Regions from separate parts of the Homo sapiens genome. Here region 2 is linked to region 1. Evidence: chromatin contacts called from ENCODE Hi-C or POLR2A ChIA-PET data. All regions are on one chromosome and are shown on one strand. The core of a region is the stretch at or near the end of the contact, and the rest is flanking DNA. Distances in the headings are between cores, read along the strand shown.

Region 1 (6,040 bases), core at 2,012-4,511:
AAGACTTGCTTACCTGGGAACCCGTCTTTAGATGACAACTGTGGATGCTAAATTCCTTTTTCAACCAAGATCCTGAGACTTAAAGTCTCTGATACATTTGTTTTTGCATCAGGCCCAATTCTTGGATAAATAAGAGGTGAATTCAACAAAGATATCTCAAGAGTATATGCCATCCATTACTTACCCTTGTGATCCCTCCTTCACCATCATAAGGCTGCTGCTTGCATAAGAATTCACACAGCTTTAGGAAGGACACATAGGACGGTTGGCACGTGCAAACAACTCTCAGTCAGCCATTTTGAGGTGTCATAACCTCATTGTATTGACAAAAACAATAATTTATAGTAAGGCCTGTTTTGGCTTACTTGCTCTTGCCCACATTATTATATGCTTACTGGCATAGACTGGAACGAGCCCTGTGGGCTCTGGCACCAGCTACTTTCTCTGTAAGACCCTACTCCACTCCATCTACTACCAACTGAGCAACGCAGGACAGTCACACAATCTTGTTAAGCCCCAGTTTCCCCACCTAGAAAATAATGACACTATTTACCTTGTACTGCTGTTTGAACTTTTAAATTATTGGTAATTACATTTACCAATAAATCACCTTTGAATTCTCCTATATCCCTTCCGATCTCACAAATCATTCTTGATACAGATGAACTATAGAAGAACTCAAAGAGGGATAAGTTACAGGATGGAATGGATGCTTGGAAATCACTAGTTACAGATGCATCTTTAAAAGTCCCAGGGTTGGGGGAGGTGGGGATGGTTAATGGGTTCCAAAAGAAAAACAGTTAGAAAGAATGAATAATAACTAGTATTTAATAGCACAACAGGGTGACTACAGTCAAAATAATTTAATTGTACTTTTAAAAATAACTAGGGTATAATTAGTTTGTCACATAAAGGATAAATGCTTGAGGGGATGGATACCCCATTCTCCATGATGTGATTATTATGCATTCCATGCCTATATCAAAGTATCTCATGTACCCCCACACATATATACACCTACTATTATACCCACAAAAATTAAAAATTGAAAAAAAGTGTTCTAGGGGCTACAGCTGACCACAGATTAAACATGAGTCATATTCGTCGCCCTGGTAAATTTGAAACTGCTAGAAATGAGAGGTTATGTATCTTTTTCTTCTGTATCATTTATAATAGTTGGCAAAAATCTGGGTTCATAGCAATTGTATAAGTATTTGTTTAGCCAAGAAATAATATAAAATAAAAGCAGCATGATATCAGTATATGCAAAAGAATATAAAGTACTTTGGCAGAGTTTGTTATAATGGCATTTGTTTTATGGTTTTGGTTACTGTCTTTAAGGGGATTGGACAAAGTAGAGAAAATTCAAGCCATTGACAATATAGTGGAAAGAACAGGCGTGAAGAGGAAATTCAGCCACCTGAATTCTTGCTCGGAATCTGTAAAGACTGTTGTGTAACTTTGGGAAAGTTGCTTAATATACCACTTAAATTTTCTATGAAATGTAGATGATCTCTAAGGCCACTCAGAACTCTAAAACTGTGATTCTAAGAGAGATTAAGATATCCAGCAGGATGGAAAAAGAGCCCATGAGTCATCTAAAGTTGGGAGAAACAACCCCCTTCCAGGTTCATGCATGGCCTTCAGGAGGTCTTTGAGCCCTCTGAAATTATAGGATATTTTGTACAACTGGTGGCATATTAAAAAATACATGCTCATGTATTTTTTAAAAGCCAACAAATGCCTATTGTCTTTGTAACAGAAACTATAGGAAGTAAAGCTTGATCATACGTTCTCAGCTGCCATGACCTCACAAAGCTTATGAATCTCAAAGAGACTGCAAGGTGGGGAGCGGAGAGAAAATTATACTCCTTAAGGAAGTGGGAAACTTTTATTTTACAGGTTCCAAAAGTGAACCTGGAGTGTAAAAGCAGGTGGAGACGCCAGCTTAAAGAGTCACCACTTCAGCAAATCAAACATCAAGCAAGCATCTTCCAATTCCATGATTCAGGTCTCCAAATAAGTAAAATAAAGTCTCTCAAATTTAATTCAACTATTTCCCTCCCTAGTTTTATGCAAACAAACCAAAAGTTAGGGGAAAATCCCTACGACACACAGCCTTTGGCTCTCAACCTTAACTGCAAAAGTCAAGTCTAACCAGCAGCACATATGATCTAGTTATGCCACCTCTGAGAACCTCACAGTGGTGTTTCCTTCCCTTTTCTCTGTGCTTTGGACTCAAGCTACCCTGTAACGATATTTTGACTTCAGAAAATAGAACCATCCACCACCCTCTCCTCCCTTCAAATCTCACTGAAACATGCTATTATGGTGTCCATTAAGTCTGTGTTTAGAATGGTCAGCTGGTGAGGGAGTTAATTTGGGAGAATTTGTCTCCTTGTGGGTCAGTATTGCAGAGCAACTTTCCTGCCCTCTTGTCTGGAAAGAGAATCATGGACTCACTGTTTTCTTGTGCTGGAAGTGGATCATGGACTCACTGCTTTCTTTGTGGTCAAGAACCACATGACACCCTTGGAGAATAAACCTACTACAACATAAACAAAAATCTACTACATCCACTCAGTAAGCTATTTCATTCCAAATTATTTTATGAACTTTGTATGTCTACAGCTCTACTTAACAAGTGCTGAATAGCATAGCCGGTCAAGTATTAAATAAAACTCTTAGGCAAGTTGTCCTCCCACAGTTTTTTTACACAATAACACACTCAGAAATCAAAATGTTTAGTAGAGCCAGATGTTACACTACTGGACTGTGGTTCAAGGGTTGGCTTATGAATCACGTTTGTTTATTACTTGTGTAATAGAATCTGAAAACTGAAGTTTTCACCAGGCAACAAAACATAATAGATATAAAATTCCAGAGAAAGGTGCCAAAACATGTTATGAAGATTTTCAAAATAAATGGCCTTGAGAACCTGGGTATGCCTGTTGGGCTTCTCAGCTACATGAGGGCCCCAGAAGAAGGGTCAGAGAATGGAGACAAAAGAGATTGGAGAAGCTATCTCTTGATGGAGGGGAGGGGGAAGCATTACTTTGCCAAGCTTTCCACGCTCTCAGGGAGTTGGGAGGAGGGGCAACCTTCTAACTATGGGCTTGGAGGAGAGAATCCCTCAGAGAGCAGTGAAAGTGTTTCCTGAGGCTGAGAGGCTTAGAAGCCCAACTCACTTTTGAGAAAGATGAAATTGATGGTATGGCCAAGGTCTAACTCCTACCAGGTGGGGATCTAAAAGGCATGAGAATGGCTGACTTCTTTGGAGTGCTGCTGCCTTGGGACTCATGCCAGTCCCAGGCCAGGGAAGCATGAGCATTCCTTGCAAGAGCTGTGTCCCCTACCATACAAAGTGAGCCAATATGGGGACTGTCTTGATTTAGTCCAGTAGAGCCACCTGGAGGAGGCTGGAGGAGCTTTGAGATACGCTGCTTGGTGTCTAGGGGCTGAGGAAGAAGTCATGATGACTATCAGAACAAAGAAATAGAAGTTGCTGAGTCAAGGAAATTGTAGAAAAAAAGAGGAAAAACACTGAAGAATCCAGGAAAATGACATCTCAAGGGGAAAATGCATCTGTAAGACCAGAATGAGACCAAATGACAACAGTGCCAGCTCAAGTAAGAAGTCCTATGTGTCACCTCTCCCTGTCACCCCCAGCCCCATGGACTCCCGTGGAATCAAAATAGCAGCTATCAAGATAGGCAAAGAAGAGTAGAAACGTGAGGTAAAGAAAAGAAGAAGGACTACCACCCTGTACCTTAATGCAGGCTTCCATCCTAAAAACTAGCCCAAGAGTAGGGAGTGGAAGATGGGAGAAAAATGGAGGTGGGAGAGAAAGAGGTTTAACAGTAAATTAAGTTCAAAGGTTTGAATATTACACAGGACTGGATTTTCTAATTTTCTCATCTAACTTACTTGTGACTTAGTTACTGTAGATCACCTGTCACTTAAGAATAAGCAGGAACTTATAGGCTGCTGGGGTCCTCATGCAGAGCAGAAAAGTTACCCCACAGACTAAATTTCCCACTGTAAAAGGACAATGGAAAAACGAAGTTGTGTTTTTACTAATCTGTAAGCTATGCTTTTTCAATATGCTAGCTATACGTATTTTCAAAAGACACAGGATCTGAATCTTTGCTGTGCAAAACCATCTCCCAGAGAGGACTGCTCAGCCACATGAAATATATGGGTTTGACACCTTTATAGGATAATGAAATGACATTTTCCTCTGTGACACCAGCATCATGTGTCTGGCACTTAAGTTCTCTGACCTCGTTTTGAGACTTACAAATTCTTTTCCTGATACTGCTCAAATTTCTCTCTTGTGTGTCATACCCTAATCACCATGCCAGATTTCCTAGCATAAACAGCAACTGCAAGAAAGTCTGTTTCTATTCTCTGTTCACTCTGTCTAAACCTGCACAAATTCATTGATTTTAATCATGCTGCTTTCACCTTTATTTGGCCCCCCAAAATATCCTAATTTTCACCAACTATTTCACACTTTCCTTATTTGATCTTGATCTTTCTATTTTCATTTCTTTAAATATCTTTCAGTTCCTTCTTTTCTTTAATCAAGGGAATGCTAGAATCAAAAATGCAAGAAGTATTCTGGGAATCTTTGAACAAAAGTGGGAGTGTATGAGTTCTCTCATTAAATTACAAAAGTGAAGAGACCTTAAAGAGTCCCACCATCTTAATTGACAGATGTGAAAACTGACTCCCCAGGAGTTTATGCAACTGATTAGACGACCAGCAAGTGCACAGTGGTACCAGAATCAGGGCTCCAGGTCCCAAGCCTGGGGTCCTTTCCAATGCACTGACTGCTTTGAAGTACATAACGTAATAAATACTAAAACTAAACTAAACTGAGATGTCATGAAGACGACTAGAGATTAACTTTATAATTAATAGCATTCCCAAATCTAAAGATAATGAGACTTCTGTTTGCCACCACAGGGAGTAACATAGGCTCAAATCAGCCTTCTGCTGAAAACAGTTTTAAAACCTGACAAAATATATAAAACAACTATTTCAGACATAAGACAACCAGAAGCACAGGACTGTGATCCTCAAGAGAAGAGAAACAAGCAAAGCAAATGCTACAATTACCCTGTTTTTCTGCCTCGAAGCAGTTTCTAAACTGCAGCACAGGAAAGGGAAACTGAAACAATTCGGTGGTCTCACTGAGTTGAAGAGACAGACGTTAGAGTTCAGGGACACCTAGACAGCTAGAATTTGCCGAGTAGAGTATAAGAGAAGAGGTAACTATGCAAAGAAAGACTTCCAGAAATCTGTATAGGATTCCCCTCAAGTCTTTGGACAAATAGTAATCATCATGAGGTCAGGCAAAGAGAAGCTGCTGGGGAAAGAATAAGTACCAGGGAAGGGTACGCTGAACACTTCCCAGAGTTCACATACTGTTTGGAGTTGTTGGAATTTTCTCAAGCCAGAGTATTGAAATCTTCAGAATATATAGATTATTCAACAGAGGGAGACTAGATGGGTGATGCCTGAGTAGTGGCCTAAAGTAGCCCTAGAGTAAAGGCTTCTTTAGAGTCACTCTCAAAGAGCTTAAAAACATGGCTCAAGAGAATCAAACAAGGATCAACAGGATCACCAAGTAACTTCAGTTACTATCCAAAAGGGCCAGCATTCTCTAAGCAATATAACCAAATCCAGCATCCAACAACATAAAAATTTAAATGTCAGGCATTCAATAAAAAATGAGAAGATGCTGAAACATTTGGAAAGCAAATAATGCAGTTCTAAATAACACAGGAGTCAAAGATAAAATCCAAATGGAAATTAGAAAGTATTCTGAACTTCCAAAAAAAAGATAAAAACAACATAACATCATTTGTGGCATGGCATTAAAGCAATAGTTAGTGGGAAATTTATAATATTAAATGCCTATATGAGAAATAAAAGGGTCTTAAAGTAATAAGTTTGTGTCAACCATAGTATAGAAAAAGTAAAAATAAAGCCCAAAGTAAGAAGAAAGTGGATAATAAAGATCAAAATATAA
Region 2 (6,040 bases), core at 1,688-4,187, 110 kb before region 1:
AAAACCAAGACATCAGAATTTTTCCCTAAAGTATATTTTTAGAACTTTAGTCCCAAAATATATACCATAATAAAACAGATCCAAGGTCAAACACATTTGGAAAATGTTACCTGCCATAATCACCCTCGAATACATACCACAAACACTAGCATATAAAATACTCTGAAAAGTTCCATAATTTAAAACATTTAACTTTATTGAAGACAGAGTTTCTCAAACTTCTGACCATGAAACATTACCAAATCTTCCACAGAACCAGTGTCTCTAAGAACATATTGGAGAACACTATGCTTTGCAAAAAGTTCTCCAAATAATCAGACTTTCAATTAAATCAGAAGGAAGATTACAAGGCATGGAAACACACAAATACAAACCTTCAGGTGAAGTTTTTGAAGAATCCGAGTGAGCAACCGTGGAAATCTTCCTGTATCTATTGCATTTATCAGTGACACTGCTTTCTTCATGCTAAACAAAATTATAAAACAGAGTTTTGAAATGAGTTTTCCAAGTTGAACTGCACTTTCTATAGTTGTCTATAAGTTTTCATTCCAACAACTCTGAATGCTATATGGTAAATCTGAGTGAAATAAAAACAGATGACAGCCAGCAAAAAAGGCAGGGCAACGGGTACATTTCCAAAAAGATGCCCCCAAAATTACTTCTGCTGAAAAGGTCCATTTGGCAAATTTTCTCTTTCTTTTGGGCAAACCAAACTACTAGGGAAACCTTGTACTGCGCAGGGAAGAGCCTTAATTTAGTAGAGCGTTTATATAAACACTTAACCCAAAAATGGAACTCTGAAAGGGGTGGGAGGAGAGGAATAGCAATTATGGCAATTACACCAAAAACATAAAAGAATACTGCAAGGCAAATAACTTTTCAAATACTATGTACAAAATCATCTGGGGTCACTAAGCACACAGTTATTTTAAAACCCTGTTTCAACTGTAAAATCAAATTTATTATTACAACAGTAATCAATTTTGAGATAGGGTCTTACTCTGTCACCCAGGCTGGAGTGCAGTGGCACGATCTCAGCTCACTACAGCCTCTGCCTCCTGGGTTCTAAGAATCCTTGTGCCTCAGCCTCCCAAGTAGCTAGAACTACATGCGCGGGCCACAGCGCTGGCTAATTTTTGTATTTTTTGTAGAGACAGAGTTTTGCCCTGTTGCCCAGGCTGGTCTTGAACTCCTGAGCTCAATCAGTCCTGCAGTGGCTCACCCCTATAATCCCAGCACTTTGCAAGGCCAGGGAGGACAGATCACCCGAAGCCAGGAGTTCCAGACCAGCCTAGCCAACATGGTGAAACCCCATCTTTACTAAAAATACAAAAAATTAGCTGGGCGTGGTGGCGGGTGCCTGTAATCCCAGCTACTCAGGAGGCTCAGGGAGGAGAATCGCTTGAACACAGGAGGCGGAGGCTGCAGTGAGCCGAGATGGCGCCATTGCACTCCAGCCTGCGCAACAAGAGGGAAACGCCCTCTCAGGGAAAAAAAAGAGAGAGAGATTAGCCCGCCTCAGCCTCCCAAAGTGCTGGAATTACAGGCATGAGCCACAGCACCTTTCCTGTAATAATCAACTTTAAATGATGTGATGAGAACAATTCTATACTGCACCATATTGGATACAGTTTACTGATGTAGCGGTGTTCCCCAAGACACTGGTATGAGGAAAGAAACTGGCGATCAGAACCAAAGTGAGGCAGGAAAATAGGGTCAGGAGGCTGGGAACATAAAGCTGATTCCCACTTCAGCTATGACAAGAAATGTCCTCTCCATATGGCATAGGCGGAGAAAATGACTTTGTAACTTTACTTCATCCTCTTCATTTACATAGGGAGTACACCAAGTAACCAATGGAATCCTCTAGAGGGTATTTAAATTCCCAAAAATTCTGTAGGGGCCCTTCAGCCCCTATGCTCAAGCAGCTCCCACACTGTGGAGGGTAGTTTCATTTTCAATAAATGTCTTCTTCATTCTTTCCTCGCTTTCTTTGTGCGTCTTCTCCAGTTCTTTGTTCAAGACGCCAAGAACCTGGACACCCTCCACTGGTAACAAAAGGAATCCAGAAAGAAGGAAAAACTTTAAAATAACTCTTTTCTTCTGAAAGATTTCTACCCAATCCAAGCACAAAGAAATTACTTCCGAACACTATTTTGCCTATATACTTCAGTACTTTTTCTGTATCCACACGCTACCTGCACTATTGCTTATTTTTTCACAAATTGAGTCTTTTTTTACTTAAATAATGTTAAAGGGGAGCTTTATATCACTACCATGGACAACCAACTTTATCTACCATAAGTAGAAATTAACTAAAAATCTGTTTAAAATGCAAATAAAAGCAAATGCTACCAAAGCCAGGCTAGATTCTTCTACCAACCAAAAATTCGGTCCCCTATTCGATACTGATTTAAAAGGGGTATTAACACATGTTGGCTATTAAAGACCCTCCAGCAGCAGCGTGAGCCTTTCCCACCAGAGTGTCTGAACCGGAACTGAAATCGGAAACGGAATACCGTTCCACGTGATTCGGCAGCACTGAAGGCAGCACCCGGGAACTTCTGATACCAAACTCCGCGAACAGTGACGCAGACCCCACGCTTGCAGACCACACGCTTCCGTACAGACCTCAGCTGCCAGGCGCACTGTGAGCCCCACAGGTGGACCACCGTGACTGTAGAGGCGCTACACGGCCCCACGCACTCCGCAGACGCAGCGTCGCAACCTCGGCAGCCCACCCCACCCCACCCCACTCAACCGGGCCCGCCGCGGCGCCCAGGCGGCAGGCAGCAAGGACAGCCTTGTGCGAGCCCGATCTGGGCCTTCCTGGGCGCGGCTACCGCAAGAGCTTAACGGATCAGCTACCTGGGGCTCTCCCGTAGGATCAGCGCCGCGGGGACCGCCATCTTCGGCTTTCTCGCACTGCCGCCGTCTGTTAGCTGCGCCGAACCCAGCCAATGGCGGCCGCGGCGGACGGAAAGCCGGAAGGCCCAAGCCGCGCAGGGGCCGTTTTAGGGCTCCGGGTCTCCTGCGACCCGGGCGCCGGGAGACTTGTCCCGCAGTCCTGGAGGGCGGAGAGGGCAGCCCAGTTGCCCTCCCGACACTCCAATCGTGTTGGAGTTAAGTCTGTGCATATATATGTCTTTATATTTATATATTATATATGTATGTACATACCTGGATAGGGGTGTGTGTCTGTATTTAATAGGGCAGGTTTAAGCAAGTCTATGTACAGACCTGTATAGATATATGTGTGTATGTTCGTGCATAAATATATACATTATTATTTTTAATAGGGCAGGTTTAAGCAAGCCCGTGTATACATACTTGGATAAATGGTGTGTGCGTGTGTATATTTTTTTAATAGGGCGGGTTTAAGTGAGCCTGTGTGTACATACTTGGATAGGTGATTTGTGAGTATTTTTTTTTCCAGCGTTTGGGCTACAGAGAGGCAGGCATTTGAGCGAGCTCCCCCGAGCCTGCCCAGGAAGCGGCGCATCACCCCTCAGGAGAGGTGGTGCCTCCAGTTCCACCCTAAGCACTGTGCCGTCAACCCCTCCTGTATCTGCATCTGCAGGGCTTGTAGTATGTACGTTCAATTCCTTCAGCAACGTTCAATGAATGAGTGCCTACTGTGTACCAAGCACTGTTCTAGGCACTGGAGATACAAAAGGCCAAAATTCCTGCCCTCAGGGTTTGCCGGCAGTCTAAATGGACAAGTATTTGTTGCACCCTTCTTTAGAGTCTGACAGTGCAGAGTAGGGGAGATGAATCGCTGCAGTGAGTGATGTCAAAGACCTCACCCAAGACTAGGGAGACACCATGTTTGCATAAATACCTTGGTCTGCCTTTGAGAAAAACATGGAGTGAGTTAAAGGAATTCAGATGTGGGAGCAGTGAAAGGCATCCGAGGTAAGATCAGGAAAAGCTCCCTAGGGCAGGTGGCAAATGCGGTGGGTCTGCAGAGATGTGGAGGGTGAGGCTGTGTGTTTCAGGTCAGTAGAGTAGAAGGGCGGTTTGACGTTTGAAGAACAGGAATTTAGACTAGAAAAAGCCTTTAATGACTGGTTGTGGCATGTGCACTTAATCTGGTGAGAAATGGGTAAGCATTAAATGTTTTTTCTATCCATTAAATGTTTTGAACCAAAGAAATTTTGCAGTGGGAGTTGGATTTTTGAAGGTTGCTGTCAGCAGAATGATGATTGAAATGGAAAGAGGTAAGCAGGAGAGCTACCTGGAAACTACTGCAATAATCTATAGAAAGCAGTAAAATCCTGTGGTACTAAAAAGGCATTGGTGAATTAAAAGATAGTGGATGGATTAGTTACGTTTCAGCAGTAGAATATTCAAGAGCTGCCAAAAAATTGAATTTAATTTTCCTTCCTAATTATGTTTTACTTAAATTATTATTTAAATTAGTTGGAGTTCCTGGAGCAGCCCAAGAACAACCTAACTGAAAGGAGAAACCAGATTGCACATTAAATCTGAATAATCTCCACATGGATAATTGAGTCAATTATACAGTGTGTTGAACACATACAAATACATTTAGTTCCACAACACTCTACAGTCCCCAATGTATGCATATCTGAAAAAGATGTATGTGAATCTACATAAATTATAGGTCTCTGATCCAAACACAGATGACCTCATCTGCAACTTAAAAGGGTCCCAGTTCCCTCATTCTTTGAATCATTTCCCTTTTGTCTTGATTCCTTACCTGAAGTAGAACCACTAACCAACTAAAACTGTTTCAAATCCCTAATGAAGTTCACCCTCTGATTGCCTTAAAAATATATAGCCAGAATTTTGAGCAAAAGAGCATCAAGATGGCTCAAATCCCAAATCCATGTAACCTTGGACAAAGTACTTAACCTCAACAAGTTTCTCATTCCCAATCTGTAATGGGGATGAGAATAATGTCTGCTCCCTTGGATCTTAATGAGATTTAAATAATGTGGTACGTATGTAAAAGAAACATTCTACCCTCCTTAGAAAACAAAACCCAGACCTCTTAGGTGTTCACAAAAGCAAGTCTCCAGTGGACACAGAGGCGACTCACTCTAATGCTCTTCATTTTCAATGATGGGCTGATTACTTCTTATTACCATGTTTCTATAAAGGCGTGATGCTGTGAATAGTTTCACACCTCAAATGAGAACCTCACCCAAGATATTTCTGCATTCTCTGGAATATAGACATCTATGTCCATGAAAAGTCCTTTTAGTTGTCTGCTATTATTGTGTGGGAGTCTTAAGTCTCTTCGTAGGTCTCTAAGAACTTGCTTTAGAATCTGGGTGCTCCTATATTGGGTGCATATATATTTAGGATAGTTAGCTCTTCTTGTTGCATTGATCCCTTTACCATTATGTAATGCCCTTCTTTGTCTTTTTTGATCTTTGTTGGTTTAAAGTCTGTTTTGCTAGAAACTAGGATTGCAACCCCGGCTTCTTTTTGCTTCCCATTTGCTTGGTAAATATTTCTCCATCCCTTTATTTTGAGCCTATGTGTTTCTTTGCACACAAGATGGGTCTCCTGAATACAGCACACCAATGGGTCTTGATTCTTTATCCAATTTGCCAGTCTGTGTATTTTAATTGGCGCATTTAGCCCATTTACGTTTAAGGTTAATATTATGTGTGAATTTGATCCTGTCATATGATACTAGCTGGCTATTTTGCCCATTAGTTGATGTAGTTTCTTCATAGTGTCAATGGTCTTTACATTTTGGTCTGTTTTTGCAATGGCTGGTACTGATTTTTCCTTTCCATATTTAGTGCTTCCTTCAGGAGCTCTTGTAAGGCAGGCTGGTGGTGACAAAATCCCTCAGCATTTGTTTGTCTGTAAAGGATTTTATTTCTCCTTCGCTTATGAAGCTTAGTGTGGCTAGATAAGAAATTCTGGGTTGAAAATTCGTTTCTTTAAGAATGTTGAATATTGGCCCCCACTCTCTTCTGGTTTGTAGGGTTTCTGCAGAGAGATCCGCTGTTAGTCTGATGGGCTTCCCTTTGTGGGTAACCTGACCTTTCTCTCTGGC

Evidence for each region. Hi-C counts contacts between places; a loop is a spot of excess contacts on that map. ChIA-PET counts read pairs that join two places held with the same protein, here RNA polymerase II (POLR2A). Pooled maps may share reads with other maps.
Region 2: a pooled map shows a loop between it and region 1 (2.5-fold over the local background). The contact joins the promoter of COMMD10 here to the enhancer-like site in region 1. A Hi-C loop is called at or near these places in 2 of 37 single-sample maps with no recorded cell type and 3 of 50 pooled maps. POLR2A ChIA-PET finds 5 or more read pairs at or near these places in 2 of 52 experiments (SK-N-SH and WTC11).

Annotation. Positions count from the first base shown.
Region 1 is chr5:115,976,446-115,982,485 of GRCh38, reverse strand. The region is part of intron 1 of LVRN (laeverin); the gene reads right to left. Among named protein-coding and RNA genes, the nearest start is that of LVRN, 17 kb to the right of the region's middle. RefSeq lists an enhancer at 5,028-5,317. Within about 2 kb of position 3,261, at least 2 of the 41 ENCODE cell types and tissues checked have a DNase peak (open chromatin) inside an H3K27ac peak, as active enhancers do.
Region 2 is chr5:116,081,922-116,087,961 of GRCh38, reverse strand. COMMD10 (COMM domain containing 10) reads right to left here and starts at 2,937. Exons shown (of 7, transcript NM_016144.4): 1 at 2,869-2,937; 2 at 375-465. The coding sequence starts at 2,909. RefSeq lists enhancers at 2,396-2,690, 2,984-3,143.